2 separate regions of the Homo sapiens genome follow, and region 2 is linked to region 1. Evidence: chromatin loops called from intact Hi-C (ENCODE). Cell type or tissue: PC-9. All regions are shown on one strand. Each heading gives the region's core, and the rest is flanking DNA. Links, peaks and the distances in the headings are about the cores only. Region 1 overlaps LOC105377551 (a long non-coding RNA gene). Region 2 has its middle 250 kb from the start of GPM6A-DT.

What was found. Peaks named below come from ENCODE experiments on the same cell type or tissue, not always from the same donor. Only the 100,000 strongest peaks of a DNase experiment are listed, where the experiment ranks them.
Region 2: a loop joins it to region 1, with 9 times the contacts of the local background. A loop is called at or near these places in 3 of 110 quality-filtered maps.

What each region holds. Positions count from the first base shown.
Region 1 is chr4:174,628,277-174,638,711 of GRCh38, forward strand. It overlaps LOC105377551 (a long non-coding RNA gene), which reads left to right. Exons shown (of 4, transcript XR_939494.3): 2 at 2,137-2,256; 3 at 3,500-3,589; 4 at 6,435-7,025. GLRA3 (glycine receptor alpha 3) reads right to left here. Exons shown (of 10, transcript NM_006529.4): 10 at 8,644-10,435. Among named protein-coding and RNA genes, the nearest start is that of HPGD, 110 kb to the left of the region's middle. In PC-9, for the core only: a CTCF peak has its summit at 4,048 (motif pointing left); no DNase peak of the experiment used is centred there.
Region 2 is chr4:175,532,957-175,543,391 of GRCh38, forward strand. No RefSeq gene overlaps it. Among named protein-coding and RNA genes, the nearest start is that of GPM6A-DT, 250 kb to the right of the region's middle. In PC-9, for the core only: a CTCF peak has its summit at 4,123 (motif pointing left); no DNase peak of the experiment used is centred there.

The DNA of each region.
Region 1 (10,435 bases), core at 2,658-5,157:
GTGGCTTTCAAAGTTATCCCCTGAAGTGTGAACTCGTTACCAAGGAAACACATTGCAAATGTTAGTAAATCTTTCACTGACTTGCTTTTTACACGTCCCCATGGTTGGCGTGTATGCTGAGCCCATTTAGCACAGTGCTGCTGGCAGCTTCCATTCCTGTTATGTTTATAAATACATCCGAGCCTCACAAAAAAACTAGGCAGAATTGCTTGGAGAAAATTCTTCTGGTTTTCTTTGGAGTGAGAGAGCAAAAAATCAGAGGATCACATTGATTCGAAATGGCTTCGCCAGGTTAAAAAATCTGGCGTGATAGAGTTGGAGGGAATTTGGGGGAACACCAAACAGTAAAACAAACTCAGCAATTGTCATGACAATAATATTTAGACTAAATCATAATACATCATCTGGATTGATAATAATATTTAGACTAAATCATAATAAATCATCTGGATAATTGCAAATTTGAGTGGTGATAATTTTGGGAACATGTGATTAACGTATTAGAGATCAGAGTAAAAATTTGCCTTGTAATAATAACACTTTCTGGGACAAATAAAAGACCATTTTGTATTTTTAAATAATCTTTTTAACCACATGAAATGTACTATAAAAAAATTGTGGTTATATTGTCATTCAGATTCTTTTTTACTCTCAACTTTCCGACTTCAAGGCATGTGTAAGTCCATAAATTCTCAATGTGAGAGGTGTGGTGCACTGCAATGCATTATTGTATCTGTTTTGAAAGGTAATATAACTCCCTGTAATGTGGAAGGACACAGGCACAAGACAAATAAGCCATAAATAGAATTGATACTTATATCCAGTCAGAATAGTTATATTTAATTTTCTTAAGAAAATGATTAAATAATCTAGGCTACAGTCACCCTGACAATCCATTGTATGTCTCAATTTCCACTATAACCAACATTTGATAACTGGCTATATTTCATTGATTCATTTATTAGACGACCACATACTACTGATTACTTACTAGACAAGTGCTTGAGGTTTCAAAAATAAATAATAAATGGTCCTTACTCTAGGGATTGCAGTTTTAGTGGTGGCATGTATATACAGCAATTACAGTCATGTGGTATTAGAGACATGAATTAGAATGTGTGTAAGTCTTCTGTTGATCTTGATCCTCATTACTAAACTTTAACTCACCCCATTAATGGAAAGACTGTAAAAACTATCCATCTTGTTGTATGAGGAACAGCTTACTCATGGTTTCAAGCATGGAGTCACATTCACTATGACTGGGTAAAGGTCTCGGTGACTAAATCAGGTTAATACTAGGCGAGAGGCTATGACTTCCAGCATTTCTAAGAAAGGAAAATGCATACCATTTTGGCCTCAAGCACTCTGTTTTTTGTTTTTGTTTTTGTTTATTCCTCACTAGAGATGACTATAGAAAACTAACATGACTTCTAGGTAACTGGACTACTATGAATCCACCCCCAAGGTTTAGAATGCTTTTCAATGCCCCGATTGTGTAATTTAATGTGGTATTGTTCTTCCCCTCACAGGTGTCCCTCTGGCTCTACTGAACATACTGAGCAGGGACCTTGAACCTAATTAATCTCCTAAATTTTAAAACCTGTGATGACCTAGGGCAAGCATAAATTTGGAAGAAGCAAAGACAATATATTTATCTTGAAATATTTCAATTAAACTTCTGACTTGTTGACTTTATTGTAAGAGTTTGTTTTTATTTATTTATTTTTTTGAGACAGAGTCTCACTTCATCTCCCAGGCTGGAGTGTGGTGGTGCAATCTTGGCTCACTGCAACCTCCGCCTCCTGGGTTCAAGGGTTCAAGTGATTCTTGTGCCTCAGGCTCCCAAGTAGCTGGGACTACAGGACTGTGCCACCACACCCAGCTAATTTTTGTATTTTTTGTAGAGACAAGGTTTCACCATGTTGGCCAGGCTGGTCTTGAGCTTCTGACCTCAAGTGGTCCACCCGCTTCTGCCTCTCAAAGTGCTGGGATTACAGGTGTGAGTCACTGTGCCTGGTCTATTGCAATAGTTTCTAACTTGTCAGAAAGAGTGACACAAAAATTATTTTATTCATTGAAAACCCTTCTGATTGTTTCAACCATGACTATCATTTGATTTATGTGTTTGTTTTTCAGGTTTTGAAAATGACTGCCAAAAAGTTTATAAGCTGCAACATTTTAAGTAAATTTTATTATTAATGAATACACAGAAATTGAAAGTAAACTCATGGCTTCAACCTTTATACCAAACCTCCAGTAAGCAATAAAAATATCATAAATTTATTAAACAATAAACATGTACTTAGGAAAAAACAAAGGAGAATAATGAAGAACAAAGAGGCACCCAAATTAACTTTTTAAAAATTGTTACGTATTTATTTATGTATTATATTTATTTAATTAGAGACGGGGTTTTGCCATGTTGCCCAAGGTGCTCTTGAACTCCAGGGCTCACTCCATCCGCCTGCCTCAGCCTTTCTAAGTGTTAAGATTACAGGCGTGAGCCACTGTGCTGGCCAAATTAACTTTTAAAGGTTAGCCTAGTTCAAATAATTTCATGTTCCCTTTCTTTTTCCAAAATGTGCTTTTCTGTATTACAATTCTAGAAGATTAGCATGGTTTTTAGGGATGCCAATTCCTATGTTTTTAGATTATTCTGAAATTGGAGGGTCATATTATTTATATTTTGTATTCCTAAATTATAATTTTACCATGTGCCTAAGATGTTGATTTACAGTATATTTTATTTTTCTTCAGAAAGACATAAAGGAGAGATGAATCAAGGAATCTTATCCAAATGCTTTTCAAAATTAGTTTCATGCATGAGATAAAAGTTTTTAATGTCTAATTGAAATATTTATATTTTCACTATTAAGTAGAAATTGATATTAAGAATGAAATTTAGCCATATGTTGAAAGCCAGAAAGTAACAGTCAAAGAACACACCTAAATTAACAAATATTTGCTTTGTGGTTTAAACATTGCAATTAAGACACTATTGTTACTTTGAAGGTATAGATTTTAAGTCACACGTTGAAATAAGGCAAAGAACATGACATATAATTGTAACTAAAACGTGGCCATCTTGACAACATATTTTGATATTCCATAGATTCTATCTCTTATATATGTGATACCATGGTGCTAAATCTTTATACTATTAATGGCTGGTTAACTCAATCAAATAAACCAGTTGTTTTAGTATTTTAAGGTAGAGGTTTCTTATATGCTATAATAATGGAGAACTAAGCGAGAATTCTCTTTGTCTCTTCATCTTCTTTTTGCATGTAAAGTTGTGTCTACATTTAGCATATCCAACATTTTGGCATTCAGTCAACTGTGTGGAAGAGTACATTGACTTCAAATGAAGCACAGAGAAGTGGAACAGGAACTTCATGTTAGGGATCTAAATGCTAATGAGACCCTTGCACATGCTTTCTTGACTTCGAAATTAATATACATACTCATCAGTACCCTGTCTTTCTATTTCTTAAATTAGCTCAAGAGAGCAGCATGGTTTCCAGCGATGGTTAAACATTTCCACCAAGAAGCCTTAGTGAAATTGGAAAGTAATTGGAAGACAAAACAGGTATCTATGGCATATTCTCTTCTGTAACACTGAATTTTTTTTCTGTTTCTGTTTCAGATTTTATACTCATTCTAATTTTACATTTTTAGTATGTATTTCTTTCAAACTTTATAGTAAAATTGTCTCCACAGGAAGATATTAGCATTTATCTCACAGTTGCTAAACCCTCTTACTACAATTTGAAGATCAAGAACAGAGACTGATGGAGAGTATAGTTCTGGCTTCAACAGTGACTAGCATCAGTAGCCTCGAACAAAATTGCCTTATATCCTTAGGCTCCATTTCATTGCTTGTAAATAAGGGTTTTGAGAAAGTTCTGCCACAAAACTGTTTAATGAAGCTGTTAAAGTATAAGGTTTATATTGACTTGTTGTATTAAAAAGATTTAAAACACCCTTTTATGCCAAAATCTTGCCCCCAATCATTAATGAAATTAGCCTCATGGTTTTTTTTGAATGACATCTACAATTCCGAAACCAATGAGAGGGAGCCCTCTTGTGGTTTAGGCATAGAGTGGCTTATGTTCTAGCTGCATTTATAAGATACAAGAATGTATAATCTTTGAAAAATGTAACAACCTTAGATACCTACTGAATATGATCTAAAATTTATAGGAAATTTAAAAATTACAATTTTGGATATGTATACTTGTTCTTTAAATAATTCAGGGGAGTTTTTGAAACTAAAAGTATGCAGCACATAGTATGTTGCTGTCTGTAATTATATTCTTATTTAGTAAAAACCTTTCAGTATATACTTGGTTAGTAGTTATAATGATCAGTAAAGACACCAAAGTGGTTCAGGTCACCTCACTTAGGAAGTAGAGGACAAAATAATGACATTAAAATAGATAACTGCACATTAAATACCTTTTATACTCTTTAACTGTATTTCTGAGTGATAAGCATCAAACATTTTGATCACTTAGGGATTTACCATGCTTATAACAGCAGGTGAACTTGCTATATTTTGTTGCTTAAGAATACAATATATAACACATATTAAAAGGTAAAAAATTAAGTAAAAAATTTATGAAGCTAAGGTTAATTATTATTAAAGAAATTTCAAAAATTAAACTTACTGTAGCCTAAGTGTACAGCCTTTAAAAACTCTACAGTAGTGTGGCTGGGCATGGTGGCTCATGCCTGTAATCCTAGCATGTTAGGAGGCCAAAGCAGATGGATCACCTGAGGTCAGGAGTTCAAGACCAGCCTGCCCAATGTGGTGAAATCCCATCTCTACTAAAAAATACAAAAGTTAGCTGGGCATGGTCGTGGGCGCCTGTAATCTCAGGTACTCAGGAGGCTGAGGCAAGGAGAATTGCTTGAACCCGGGAGGCAGAGGTTGCAGTGATCTGAGATCACGCCACTGTACTCTAGCCTGGGCTACAAAGCGAGACTCCATCTCAAAAAAAAAAAAAAAAAAAAAAAGGTCAACAGTAGTGTAATAATATCCTAGGACTTCATACTCACTCACCACTTACTCAGGGCAACTTCCAGTCTGCAGGCTCCTTTCAAGTTAAATGCCCTATATAGGTGTACTGCATTTTACCTTTTATTCTATATTTTTATTGTACCTTTTCTATGCTTACATATGTTTAGAAACACAAATACTTACCATCGTATTACAGTTGTCTGCACTATTCAGTATAGTAACATGCTGTACAGGTTTGTAGCCTAGAAGCAACAGACTATCCCATATACTCTAGCCTAGATGTAGTGGTCTATCCCATGTAGGTATATAGAAATACACCCTATGGTGTTTACACAATGACAAATCATCTAATGACACATTTCTTAGAACATATTCCTGTCATTAAGCAACTCATGACTTATACTAGCACATTAATATTACTTTTTAAAGTTTCTTTTCAGAAATGAAATTATATTATCCATTAGGTGAATAAGGCATATGAACATAATTTCCCTAGTTGTATATTTGGTGACTTGAAATTTCATCTTTTTTCATTTACCCCAGCATTTTCATTAATGTTCACAGATAATATAAAAAGATATTTCAAATATAACCAATTCGCAACAGTAAATGGATTCTAATATATTTGATTTAAAGTAAATTGCAAATAACATAACATGTTCATTTGTTTCTCATATTCTTTTTCATTCAAGAAGGAAAAAACACAAATTAATCACCTAAGTTGGAAGGATATTTCAATCCACTATATGCAATGCATCAATATAAGTTCCATCACTTTAGAAAAGACTGATTCTTGCTTAGAGATTATTGATTACCCAGGAGAATTACTAACCTAAAGTGAAAATAAAAGAAAACTCTTGTCTATGACACACGGTTCCTGCAGATTATTTCCTGTTTTGCTTTGCTCCTGAAAGTGGAGGAAGCTTTTCTGTTTGTTACCCATTGAAGTTTTCATGGCCTAATAATGTGGCGACTCAAAAAATTTGCTGATGATAAAGAGGAGAACAAAGGAAGCACCCAGCTTCAATTCTGGTATTTATCAAATAAAATGTGATAGAGTAAAGCAGTGTTTCTTAGAAAGGATCTAATAATTTATTATCAATCTTCTTTAACTTTCTGGCAATTAAAAATAAATTTGTGCTTTTGGATTTTCTATTATCTGTCAAATAATTTGGCAATTTTAATAAATTTATTGTTTTTGATTTATATTTCATTCCAATTTTCTTTGATTAGCCACTTAGGAAATTCAATGTTATACCTGTAAGCTTGATCTTCCACAGAATAAGTATTTCAAACAAGGTCAATCTGTAGGAATTTGCTTTTTGGGGAGGGAGAAGTCATTTAAATAAGACTCTATAAACATACTTATTTCTGTAACAGATCATTTAGAAGAGTTATTTTTTTCCCCCAGAAAGAAAAGGAACCTGACATCAAAATAGAGATTTTGTAACGGCTTAAGAACAGAGACCAGTTTGGAAGATCAAGAGCCATTAGGTTACAGAACTGTGAGTGAATGTCACATGCATTTTAACTAGTATTCCTTCATTGTTTGAAGAACAAGTGTTCAGACAATTCATTCCTCATGTCACAGAATGGGCTATAGATGATGATAGGATTCTCTCCTGGACCACGCTCTGGTCATACTCCTCTGAGATCCCTTTTTGATTAGGCCCCAACTTGGGTTCTGTTCTTGGCCTAGTTAGTTCAATTAGGCAAGAATTCTGCTGGTTCAGTTTAACGAAAATCCCTTATCTTTGATATCTAATCAAATTTCTTATCCCCCCCACATTCAGTATCTTATCACCCTGGCTGCATTCAGCAAGAATTTTGCTAAGTCAGTTTAGCCAGAATCCCTTCGAGGTTTCCTCTCTAGTAATTTTCCACCCACTGACCATCACTTATCCAAAATCCCCACTTATCCTGGTATTCAGAATGCAGCCCCGTTCTATACTGAGGTCTCTCTGTCCCCAGTGCAATAGTTCCTGAATAAAATTTGCCTTCACTGCTTTAACTTATGTCCAGCTCTGCTTTTCTTTCACAGTGCCAGCTTCTGTTCACAACCCAGCTTCCAGTTAACAGTTTGCCCAAGTGAATTTTTAAATACTGTCAGAGCAGTACAATGTTGGATAAAGAGCATCAACAGAGATAACCTGATAAGACAACACATGGGGTCAAATATACAAATATAAAGAAACATAAAAACAAACTAAATATTTATAGTATAGTTCAGTAAATATGGTCTAATTCAATTTAGGATTCCAATGAATGCGTATTTAAAAATGCAAATTACACAAAATTACAAAGAAGGAATATATTTAGAAAATCAGTTTATCAAGGCAGAAAGCAACTGTCAGCAAGAGTATATTGAAATAAACTATGTAAAGAAAAATAACCAATGTAGTGATATGGAAAATGATGAATATCATGAGAGTAATGAAAGTATTTTAAACCATAGTAGTATAAATTGACTTAATTAATCACAGTTTACCAATAAGCTTCTTTCCATTCTTAGTGTGGTCACATTACATTTATTCCTATACATTTTGTTTAGGGATCCATTACCTATAGATATCGCTAACACTTGTACTTACAGATGACCTGGACTGATTCTATGGCAGTATTTCAGTACAGAGTTTTTGCTGATGTCATGATATGAACCACATAAGCAATTAGTGAAGGCCAGCTTACTGAAGAAAATCATCATGCTGATTTAGCAAGGAATTTTCAATCTAAGTTTTTTTCCTGAACTTTGTGCCAGTCAATATATAAAAGTGTCAAACACTATTACATATAAATTATAGGTACTTTAAAAATGATAGACTAATTATCACACACCAAATAGTAATATTTTCTTAAATTTCTTGGCCGGGCGTATTTTTGGAGGCCAAGTATTTTTGGAGGCCGAGGGGGGGCGGATCATGAGGTCAGGAGATCGAGACCATCCTGGCTAACACGGTGAAACCCCATCTCTACCAAAAATACAAAAAATTAGCCGGGCATGGTGGCGGGCACTTGTAGCCCCAGCTACTTGGGAGGCTGAGGCAGGAGAATTGCTTGAACCCGGGAAGCGGAGGTTGCAGTGAGCTGAGATCGCACTACTACACTCCAGCCTGGGTGACAGAGCGAGACTCCGTCTCAAAAAAAAAAACAATTCCTATTTGTTTACTACTATTCTATCACTAAACTCCAGTCTAACTCTGTGGAGGAAAAAAGAAAGATGAAATTATAGGTTTAAAAAAACATCAGTATTCCATTTTGAAATAGTCTCTATGGGTAAGTCAAGTGAAAGTGGTTTATTCAATAAACAGATTTTAAGAAGTCTTTCAAACAAACAAAAACTACAAATACACTAATGCCAAATCATTTTTCTAGTTAGTAATACTTCTTCTCTCATTCTATCCTTAGTAGAAAAGTTCCATTCACCATCCTTCTCATTGTGCTTTTCCTATAATGAAATGCATATATTAAGACTTCTCTGAATGATATATCACTGACTTTGTAATCCTAGATGTAATAGTTTCCATGAGAACAGGAATGTAGCATGACTTTTGTCAGGAAGACAACATGATTCTTTGGTAAAATCTGGTCTTTAAAAAAATTAGACAAAAGAGGTATCCATATTCTTGAAAAGTGTTCATTTTTATTGTTTCGGATCAAATTATCTATAGTTACATGTTAAATACTTTATACTGTTCACAGGTTAATGACTCTGATAGAGAGTCTGTTAGTTGCAAAATTGAACTAAATATAATATAATGAAAAACAAGTTGATGAAATCGTGCATAAATTTTTAAATATGTTTTCAGTATAATTTCCTGGAAAAATATGACAGCATCTGGACAAGGAAGACAGACTTAGACATAAGACTCAAGAAGACAGAAAAATAATTTACACCATAAAAACCATAAAATAGCAATACTTCTTTTGGTAGTCCTTTAAACAACTTGACTCACTAATAATGAAGTCACTGTATATCATATAAAGATGGTACATGGAAAATATATGGCACATTTTCTTTTTGTTTTGTTTTTCATAGCATATCATATTATATCTGTAGAATGTCAGGGTACTTCACTCTATTTCCCCCCCCATATTATCATTTATCATACATTAAAATACAAATTTAAGTAATGACCATTGAATAATTCATAGAGAAAAAAGTGAAGAAGTGCAAAATTATTCAAGCATATTCAAGTACAATTTTACATCTGAATCCTTTCCTGCCATTTAAGTCACAGCTCCCTAGTATTAACCACCCAGGCTGGATACTGTGTATGTGAGCGGGGTTGCCCAAAGGCGCCATTGCTAAAACCACCCCAGAGTAAAAGCAGCTATTAAAATAAAACAACTTAATCCCCTGTACTTTTGTTATAGCTTTACTCTAAAAACACACAATATGGTTAATATGGTTTGCTGCTAGTTTTTTTAAATTCATATTACTTTGTAGAGTTTTATATAATATCTTCATATCTGAAATAAATTTAAAAATATTTAATTTAAATTTATTGCTGTTATAGGAAGACATTAACAGTTACTGAAAATAATATACATAGAAATTTTCATCAATTTCTATTTATCTATGTAGATAATTAATTTTATATTTCATTATTTTATAAGCCTGAAAATATCTCATCATTGTTTAACACTTACAATGCTCTCATGAATGGTTTAAATAAGAATAAAGCTAGTGATAAGGGGTTGATTGAACTTAAACACAGACAGCAGAAATGTGAAAATATATGCTAGTTGTCTTATAGGAGGGGAATAAACTTACTTGGTATTTTAGGAAGTAAAAGTCATTTCTTGATGAAGATTAACATTTTTATCATCTAGAGTTATGTCACAATGGAACAGAAGACTGCCCTCAGAGTAATGAGCTACCTGTTGCTATCTGGGTGCTCGAAGAATGTGGATAATGTAATGGTGAAGATTCTGACATTGGGAGGAAAGCTGAATTGAAACGCATCAAAGATTTATTTTAAATTCTTTTTTTGTCTGTCTGTTTGTTTGTGAGACAGAGTCTCACTCTGTCACCCAGTTTGGAGTGCAGTGGTGCGATCTTGGCTCACTGCAACCTCCATCTCCTGGGCTCAAGCCATTCTTCCACCTCAGCCTCCCTTGAGTAACTGGGATTACAGGCACCTGCCATCATGCCTGGCTAATTTTTGTATTTTTAGTAGAGACAGGGTTTTATCATATTGGCCAGGCTGGTGTCTTAACTCCTGACCTCAAGTGATTTGACTGCCTCGGCCTCCCAAAGTGCTGGGATTACAGGCGTGAGCCACCTGGCCGGGCCTATTTTTAATTCTAAGAATATAAATGAGAGACAACTAAAATTAGTTGCTTGAAGAAAGAAAAAATGATAAAACTTAAAAAGTGTTAAATTGATCCTTATTAAGAGAATAAGCTTGT
Region 2 (10,435 bases), core at 2,683-5,182, 900 kb after region 1:
GAACTCATCATTTTTTATGGCTGCATAGTATTCCATGGTGTATATGTGCCACATTTTCTTAATCCAGTCTATCATTGTTGGACATTTGGGTTGGTTCCAAGTCTTTGCTATTTTGAATAGTGCCACAATAAACATACGTGTGCATGTGTCTTTATAGCAGCATGATTTATGGTCCTTTGGGTATATACCCAGTAATGGGATGGCTGAGTCAAATGGTATTTCTAGTTCTAGATCCTTGAGGAATCGCCACACTGACTTCCACAAGGGTTGAACTAGTTTACAGTCCCATCAACAGTGTAAAACTGTTCCTATTTCTCCACATCCTCTCCAGCACCTGTTGTTTCCTGACTTTTTAATGATTGCCATTCTAACTTGTGTGAGATGGTATCTCATTGTGGTTTTGATTTGCATTTCTCTGATGGTCAGTGATGGTGAGCATTTTTTCATGTGTTTTTCGGCCGCATAAATGTATTCTTTTGAGAAGTGTCTGTTCATGTCCTTCGCCCACTTTTTGATGGGGTTGTTTGTTTTTTTCTTGTAAATTTGTTTGAGTTCATTGTAGATTCTGGATATTAGCCCTTTGTCAGATGAGTAGGTTGCGAAAATTTTCTCCCATTTTGTAGGTTGCCTGTTCACTCTGATGGTAGTTTCTTTAGCTGTGCAGAAGCTCTTGAGTTTAATTAGATCCCATTTGTCAATTTTGGCTTTTGCTTTTGGTGTTTTAGACATGAAGTCCTTGCCCATGCCTATGTCCTGAATGGTAATGCCTAGGTTTTCTTCTAGGGTTTTTATGGTTTTAGGTCTACCATTTAAGTCTTTAATCCATCTTGAATTAATTTTTGTATAAGGTGTAAGGAAGGGATCCAGTTTCAGCTTTCTACATACGGCTAGCCAGTTTCCCCAGCACCATTTATTAAATAGGGAATCCTTTCCCCATTGCTTGTTTTTCTCAGGTTTGTCAAAGATCAGATAGTTGTAGATATGCGGCATTATTTCCGAGTGCTCTGTTCTGTTCCATTGATCTATATCTCTGTTTTGGTACCAGTACCATGCTGTTTTGGTTACATAATTGGAAGTAAAGCTCTCCTCAGCAAATGTAAAAGATCAGAAATTATAAGAAACTGTCTCTCAGACCACAATGCAATCAAACTAGAACTCAGGATTAAGAAACTCACTCAAAACCGCTCAATAGCACGGAAGCTGAACAACCTGCTCCTGAATAACTACTGGGTACATAACGAAATGAAGGCAGAAATAAAGATGTTCTTTGAAACCAATGAGAACAAAGACACAACATACCAGAATCTCTAGGACACATTCAAAGCAGTGTGTAGAGGGAAATTTATAGCACTAAATGCCCACAAGAGAAAGCAGGAAAGATCCAAAATTGACACCCTAACATCACAATTAAAAGAACTAGAAAAGCAAGAGCAAACACATTCAAAAGCTAGCAGAAGGCAAGAAATAACTAAAATCAGAGCAGAACTGAAGGAAATAGAGACACAAAAAACCCTTCAAAAAATTAATGAATCCAGGAGCTGGTTTTTTGAAAGGATCAACAAAATTGATAGACCGCTAGCAAGACTAATAAAGAAGAAAACACAGAAGTATCAAATAGATGCAATAAAAAATGATAAAGGGGATATCACCACCGATCCCACAGAAATACAAACTACCCTCAGAGAATGCAAACACCTCTACACAAATAAACTAGAAAATCTAGAAGAAATGGATAAATTCCTCGACACTAACTAAACCAAGACTAAACCAGGAAGAAGTTGAATCTCTGAATAGACCAATAACAGGCTCTGAAATTGTGGCAATAATCAATAGCTTACCAACCAAAAAGAGTCCAGGACCAGATGGATTCACAGCTGAATTCTACCAGAGGTACAAGGAAGAACTGGTACCATTCCTTCTGAAACTATTCCAATCAATAGAAAAAGAGGGAATCCTCCCTAACTCATTGTATGAGGCCAGCATCATCCTGATACCAAAGCTGGGCAGAGACACAACCAAAAAAGAGAATTTTAGACCAATATGCTTGATGAACATTAATGCAAAAATCCTCAATAAAATACTGGCAAACCGAATCCAGCAACATATCAAAAAGCTTATCCACCATGATCAAGTGGGCTTCATCCCTGGGATGCAAGGCTGGTTCAATATACGCAAATCAATAAATGTAATCCAGCATATAAACAGAACCAAAGACAAAAACCACATGATTATCTCAATAGATGCAGAAAAGGCCTTTGACAAAATTCAACAACGCTTCATGCTAAAAACTCTCAATAAATTAGGTATTGATGGGACGTATCTCAAAATAATAAGAGCTATCTATGACAAACCCACAGCCAATATCATACTGAATGGGCAAAAACTGGAAGCATTCCCTTTGAAAACTGGCACAAGACAGGGATGCCCTCTCTCACCACTCCTATTCAACGTAGTGTTGGAAGTTCTGGCCAGGGCAATCAGGCAGGAGAAGGAAATAAAGGGTATTCAATTAGGAAAAGAGGAAGTCAAATTGTCCCTGTTTGCAGATGACATGATTGTATATCTAGAAAATCCCATTGTCTCAGCCCAAAATCTCCTTAAGCTGATAAGCAAATTCAGCAAAGTCTCAGGATACAAAATTAATGTACAAAAATCACAAGCATTCTTATACACCAATAACAGACAAACAGCGAGCCAAATCATGAGTGAACTCCCATTCACAACTGCTACAAAGAGAATAAAATACCTAGGAATCCAATTTACAAGGGATGTGAAGGACCTCTTCAAGGAGAACTACAAACCACTGCTCAAGGAAATAAAAGAGGATACAAACAAATGGAAGAACATTCCATGTTCATGGGTAGGAAGAATCAATATCATGAAAATGGCCATACTGCCCAAGGTAATTTATAGATTCAATGCCATCCCCATCAAGCTACCAATGACTTTCTTCACAGAATTGGAAAAAACTACTTTAAAGTTCATATGGAACCCAAAAAGAGCCTGCATCGCCAAGTCAATCCTAAGCCAAAAGAACAAAGCTGGAGTCATCACGCTACCTGACTTCAAACTATAACAGCCCTATTTCTAAATAAGGTCACTTTCTGAGGTACTAGTGGTAAGCACTTCAACATATAAAATTTAGCGGGACACAGTTCAACCCATAACATGATTTTTCTATGTAATATAGTTTAGAAGTAGCTGGTTTGGACATATTTAACAAGTCCAGTACTTGGGAAATATGCTATTAAAATTTTTTCCATTATATTACAATTTATATAAATATACTTGGATATTGATGTTCTCTTTTTTGTTAATGGAAAATAAGCTGATTTTAGAATTTTAACAAAACCTCCAATACTTCTTATTTTACTTTACATCAAGGTTGGGTCAATATATCTACATTGAAATTTCCTCAGATAACCAAAATATCAGACATTAAGAAATAATCTAGGACATTGTGGAATTTTTTATGAGTATAAATGTTTTGATTAACTTTTGTGTAGCCATAATTATTAAGATACTCTTTCTAACTGAGGAGCTCCCTGTTTGCAATACTGAGAACCAGCTATGTACTACAAGGTCTAGAGATAAATGCCAAAGGTTGAGGAGAAAATATGTTTATACAAATCTCTAGAAATGGCATTTTGAAGTGAAACCTTGATGCCATTTGATTTGTTATAATTTTTTTCTTTACAATTTCATCAAAATAAAGATTCAAAAAGAAATGAATCTGGTTAACGAAGTCCCTGTTTGATTTTAATAAATCAAACCAATTTGGTTTTTTTATGAAGTTATGTTTAATTCATATTAAATCATTTTATTAAATGTCTGAGGAAAAAAATCTCAAATTTTAAAAACTTTAAACCATAAAGCAGCTCATCATAGAACATGTATTATTTTAGACTCTTGTGCTCATTAAACACAGAATTGGCAAACAATTTTGGAAATTGTATCATATATGGAATGAGAGGAGTTAAGACAACAACCTAAGTTATTGTCCGTAAAAGAAATTCTGCTTCCTAATTCAATAAGCCTTTAGAGAACCTAAGTTGCCACAGTTACCTCACTAAAGAAAAGACAAACAACGACACCTTGTGGCTAAAAACCTTCTTCCATTTTTGACAATTTTGAGTTTCCGAGGCTTGATACGAAGTTGTAGCCTTTCTAGATGAATACACAGCATTAGATAAAAGAATTATAAATATATAATAAAATTGAACATACATATTCAGTTTGTATGCTAATGAAATTAGATTTAAAAATAAAATTGATTTCAATAGCTCTGGTTTCTTTTTCCTATAAAAGTAACATTTAATGTGATTCAAAACTAACCATCTAAAATAAAATCGTAACAACAAATTACAAATGAGCATTTTAGTTTCTAGTAATGTATCCATTATTTAGTATAAATGTATATTGGTAAATTGGATAAACTGACAACCCGAGTACTTCCTACAGCTTTATGATTCAGCTAATAGAAACCATTATCACAATGCTCGTACCTGAAGCACCCAAAAAAAATAATTTCTAAGTCATAGTCCTTTGATCAAGACTCAAAAACATACAGCAAAAGGGAAAAATGTAATCTTTTTTTTCTTTTTTTTTTGAGTTGGACTCTTGATTTGTCACCCAGGCTGGAGTACAGTGGCATGATCTTGGCTAACTGCAATCTCTGCCTCCCAGGTTCAAGCAACTCTCCTGCCTTGGCCTCCCAAGTAGCTGGAACTACAGGCATGTGCCACCACACCTGGCTAGTTTTTGTTTTGTTTTGTTTTCTTGTTTGTTTGTTTTTTAGTAGAGACGGGGTTTCACCATGTTGGCCAGGTTGGTCTCAAACTCCTGACCTCAAGTGATCCGCTCACCATGGCCTACCAAAGTGCTAAGATTACAGGCATGAGCCACCGTGCCCATAATCATTAACTTTTCTTCAAACAGTTGTGTCGTCTGTCATAAATACCGAAGGTCCCATCATATTTACTCAAAATACTAAAAGACTAAAGAGAAAGACACTGTTTTTTCATGACCTCATTAATTTCTCAGTCTGGATTTAAGGCATTTTTATATGCCAAATCATTATTTAGGAGACCTATTAAAAGCCATCATTTTCTCACAGGAAGTGTTAAAATAAATAGGACGTTTTGAAAACTAGTCATTATATTTTGTATCTAGAAGTAGCTGGGGATAAGTGAGAGTCATGTAGATTTTCCCATGTTTGTCGAGATCCACTTGTCTTATGATACTGCTTCTGATCAAAATCATATGAATGCTTCTCAGAACCATTCCCTGAGAAAAAACATCTCCTCATCCTTTTAGTTTTGAATTTTTCTCTTTGTCCATTAGATCTATGACTTTATTGTAAACTACCTCAAATCCTTGGTGGAGCCAGCTGGTTAGGAAAACAAATTAAAATAATAAAGGATGAAATGAGTAATTATAGCTAGCACCTATGGAAAACTTACTGCATAAAACGCAGTGTTCTGAGTGCTTTACATGATTTAACTACAATTTCACTTCAAAAGCCTGTATGTATGTGGTAGATACTATCCCCATTTTATAGGTGGGACAACTGCGTCATTGATTAAGTATCTCACCCAGGGTTGCAGAGCTAGTAAGTGGCAGTTCTAGGATTCAAACGCGGGCAATTTTCTAAAGGCTGCTATCCTGATTCAAAAGGAGAGGGAAACACCATTGGTTTCCCAGCTTGGAGACAGTTCAGAGATGGATGCCAGTCATGGTGCAAACAGGAGACCTCAGACAAGCTACTCAGCATCCATAAACTTCTAGAGGCTTAAATGTATTTAAGCAATACATGTATTTTTCAAGAATTCCAGGATTCAGTGAGCTTTCTGGTAAAGCTTTGGCCAGAAGACCACCATCCTATTGCTTATAAATTGTTTGTTGAGGGGAACAAAGAGGGCATTTAAAAGGAACCAGTTCCTATATTCCACTTGGAAGTCTTGGGCTTCTAGGGAACAACCATGTTTTGATTCTCCAGATATCACGATCATTTAACAAATGAAATGCTGAGTCTGAGAAAAATAAAACTGAATATTACATTCGAAGTCGTTTTGCCCTACCACAATATCTTTCATGGCTCCAAGGCATGTCATCAAGTGCTCAAAATATCCTCTAAGGAACTTTCACTTAATTTGCTTGATTTTTAAATATATATTTTTAATTCACCTGATATTTGAAAGAGCCACAAATCCCACAAATTACTGTATTTACTCTGTGGAGCCTGGGGAATTTAGGATTAACTGAGCAGTTGGGGTGTGGGGGGTGGGGGTGGAAAGTGTTAAACTAAAAATAAAAAGGTTTAAAATGTTTTCCAAAATTCTTGAGCATAAGAATGTAGGATTTAGTACTCTAATTAATGGGATTAGATGGTTTAGAGGAGCTTGAAAATGGATAAACTGGAATTTTTCACAGTAAAGTAGACAATTCTAACTTCATTTACCTTAAAGTAGAAAAATTACATTAACTCATCTGTATCTCCAGAGTGCTGACACAAAGTGGATCTTGTTTATACTAAATAGAATAGAGAAAAAAATTTTCAAAGACTGGGCAAAGATAAAGCTGCAATAAAAGTCATCAGTGCTTGAAACACTCAAATGTTCCCTGAAGACTTGACTTTAAATTTCCAATTTAAATGGAAAAACTCTTAAACAGCATCACATTTACAATGGTGCACGCCAGTTATGTAATAGGAGGATAGACATAAATGCCAAAGGTTAAGTAAATAAATTGGTATTTATACACAGCTCTAGAAATGGTATTTTGAAATGAACCCTTGGTTTCTGTTTGATTTGGACCATCTCTCTTTCTCTTACTAATCCAGTTCAATCAAAACAAAATAAGGATTCAATAAAGACTGAATCTGGTTAACGAAGTTCCTATCAATTTCAGTAATTTAAACCAATCTGTTTCTTTGAAGTTATATTTAATTTATATTGAGTTATTCTATTAAATTTTTTAAAATCCTCAAACTTTAAAAACTCTTTTAAATATGCCACAGTTCACCATAGAATACGGATAGAACCTAAAATAAAATGTGGCTTTTAGTGAGTGACCAATAATTGCAGTAGTTTTTATTGTTATTAAGAGTTTTAATTTAAGGAAGATTACATAACACGGAAATTTATCATTGAACTTACAAAGAGCGGCTGTAAAAAGGGAATGAATCATTTTTAAAATGTCTTCATCACCTAAGTTTGCTTATCTAAAGGGAATCTTTAGCTGAAATTTTAATTACCTGATATGTACACCTGTCTAGATCAAAAACTTTGAAAAGAAAACTTTTTTTTTTCTCTAATTGCCACACTGTTTAAACAAGAAAATGATAATCATTTCTTCTATGTCAAACAGATGTAGATCTTTCCAGATGCTGATAGGGAATATCCTGACATATATAGAATGTCTTTAGCTAGTGAGTCATATCAATATAACAGAGTCATAAGAATGGAATTTCTTCAGGTAATTTTCCATTCAAACTTGTAAACTTATATGTGACCCAAGAGTGTGTGTGTGTGTGTGTGTCCGTGTGTCTGTGTGTGTGTGTTTGGGGTCTATCTAGAAATAAAGCTTTGTAATAAATAATAAATCAAAAAAAATTAGAAATTTGTCCATACTATTCATTTGTTTTAATTATTTTCTTCTAAAGTTTCATATTTGTAGAATTGTTGCTTACATTTTATATACTAGTCTCATGAATGGATACAGTCTAGGAGATGCAGGATATTTTTCTGACCCCTTCGTGGGACTAGTGGCAGGGGAGCTATTTACTCAGCCCACCCCACTCAACCCCTTGCAGGAGGGAGTGAGCGAGAGAATGAGTGTGTGAACCAAAATGAGTGAGTGTAGGAACCGGCAGGCTGCTTTAGCCCCAGCAGGAGCAAACTGTGCAGGCCCTGTGGCAGCGTCCAGGTGGGGGTGCCTGTGACCACAATGCCCCAGAGAGCATGCTACAAGGCTCTCTTAGCTCCACCGTCATGCAGACAGCAGCATGTTATTAGCTCAGTGGGCCCTTTGCCTCATCGCGTGGGGCAGCTATCTTCTGCCAGCAAGGGCAAAGGGCCAGTGTGACAGCCTTTTTGGGTATCTGCACTTGGTGTTTCCCGAATTCTTGTTCAGTGTCCAAGAGGAATCAGGTCATGACAAACTGAAGGATGGTGAATGTGGAGAATTTTACTAAGCAATGAAAGTGGCTCTCAGGGAAGAGGGGAGCTAGAAAGGGGATGGGGAGGGCAGGTCACTCTCCCCTGAAGTCAGGCCACTTCTCTGCCTCTCTCTTCTGAAGTCAAGTTGCCTCTTTCCAGCATCCATCTACTTTTCCTCTCCACCGGCTGAGTCAGGGGTCTTCATAGGCACAGGATAGGGAGCAGAGTAGGCCATAGGTAATCTTGGAAAAGGCAACATTCGATTGGTAAAAAGACATTATTCACAAAGAACCAATTGGGAGAGAGCAGGCACACAGAGATGGAAGTTCTCACTTTGGGCCACAGATTCCAGGCTTTTTGGCTCAAAGGTAAGGTTTTGCCAGGGACTCACCTCGGTCTGCCTAGAATTTCTCTGCCTCCTGTCACTATCACAGGGATTCCATGTTTCTTCATTAAGACAATGATGCTAAAAGAACAAATAAAATTGCTTGGTTTTGGTATGTTGGGGCTTTTCCTCACTAACATCTTTGTATAGTCTTGAATGGCCTTTTTCCAACGCCGCCACCAACATCTCTGTGTAGTCTTGAACTGCCTTTTTCCAACCCCCACCCCCGATAGAATGTTTGATTTCTCAGTCAAATGGAATCTGCTTCCTTTGCATCCTATTAAAGAATGAACATAATTAGCCAATTAGGAGAGGATGAGACCAAATCACCTGGGATGAGGCAGCTTTAAGGTAATTGCCTAATTCAAGACAAATATGTTTTCATCATTGTGATAGGCAGTATAATGCCCTCCCTCACACTCCCAAGATGGCTATGTCTTAATCACTGGAAGCTGTGAATATGATAGGTTATGTGGCAAAAGGGAATTCAGGTTGCTAACTGACTGCCCTTAAAATAGAGAGATTATCCTGGATTATCCATGGGTTTCCACATGGATAATCCAAGGGTCCTTTTAAGTGGAAAATGGAGCTAGAAGAGAGTCAGCAGAAAATGTGCCTTGGAAGATGGTCAGAATGCTGCATTGTGGGGACTCAGCTGCCTTATCTGGCTTAGAAGATGTAGGAAGGGCAGTGTAAACCAAGGAATGTAGGTGGTCTCTACAAACTGGTAAAGGCTGGGAAATGGATTCTCAGCTTCAGCCTTGAGAAGGAACACGACATTGACAACACCTTGATTTTACCCTGGTAAGACTCATGTTAGATTTCTACCCCACAGGGCTCTAAAATAATACATTTGTGTTGCTGTTAAGCCACTGAGTTTGTGGAAATTTGTTGCGGCAGTAATAGAAAACCAACACAAAAATTAACTGAGCGGCTTTGATATACTAAGGTGAGCACTAGGGATAGGAAGATTCAACTCAGTTAACTCCAGTGTTTCAGTGAATATTTCTCATTAGGGTTGCCAGATAAAATACAGGATGTCTAAATACATATAAATTTCAGATAAACAATCAATTCTTTAGTATAAGTATGTTTAATATTTAACACTTACTAAAAATTATTCAATATATCTGAAACCAAATTTCACTGAGTATCCTGTATTTTATTTGCTAAATCTAGCAACCCTATTTCTGATTCATATGTCTAGGAAGTTTCAGGAATTACCTCTGCTCAACAGAACTGCTCCCTGCTAAACATGCCGAAACCCTTTTCTTAGTTATGTTCCTACTATATTTTAGGTCTAATTTATCATGCAGGGCCTGGCTTTCTTTATGATAATAGGGCCGCCTGGTTTCCTGGTCATGCTATTATTGTCATGAATTGCAAGTAGGGTCAGTGGATTTTTGCTAAATGTGACAGTACTATATTTATTTGGAGCCTCATATGCATTGTCTTTCTTGGATTTCATCCAATTTCCATTTCTCTCCTGCCAAAATACTATGCTGACTATCCAAGCACTGCTTAGAGAGCAGTATTCAGGCTCTGACCCTGGGCATAAATGTGCTCCCCCTGCTTGTTTTAAATAATCTCATTTCCACAGCAGCTGTTGATTCTGCTTTGCTGAACTGTTCAGTAAACTGTGCATTAATGCCATTAAATTAGAACAAATTAGCATGCCTTCTCCCACAGCACTTTCATCTGGCTGTTAACTTACATTTATGAAAATCATGACTCATGCATAGCTGCACATTTAATAGTCTAATATTTTCAAAAAGAATTATATAGTTCCTTTCAATAGGTTTTTACATTGCCAGGGAATGGGTAAGAATAGAACATCTGTTTCTGTAAGTCTGAAAATATATTATGGTACATGCCCACTTATTTCAAATTG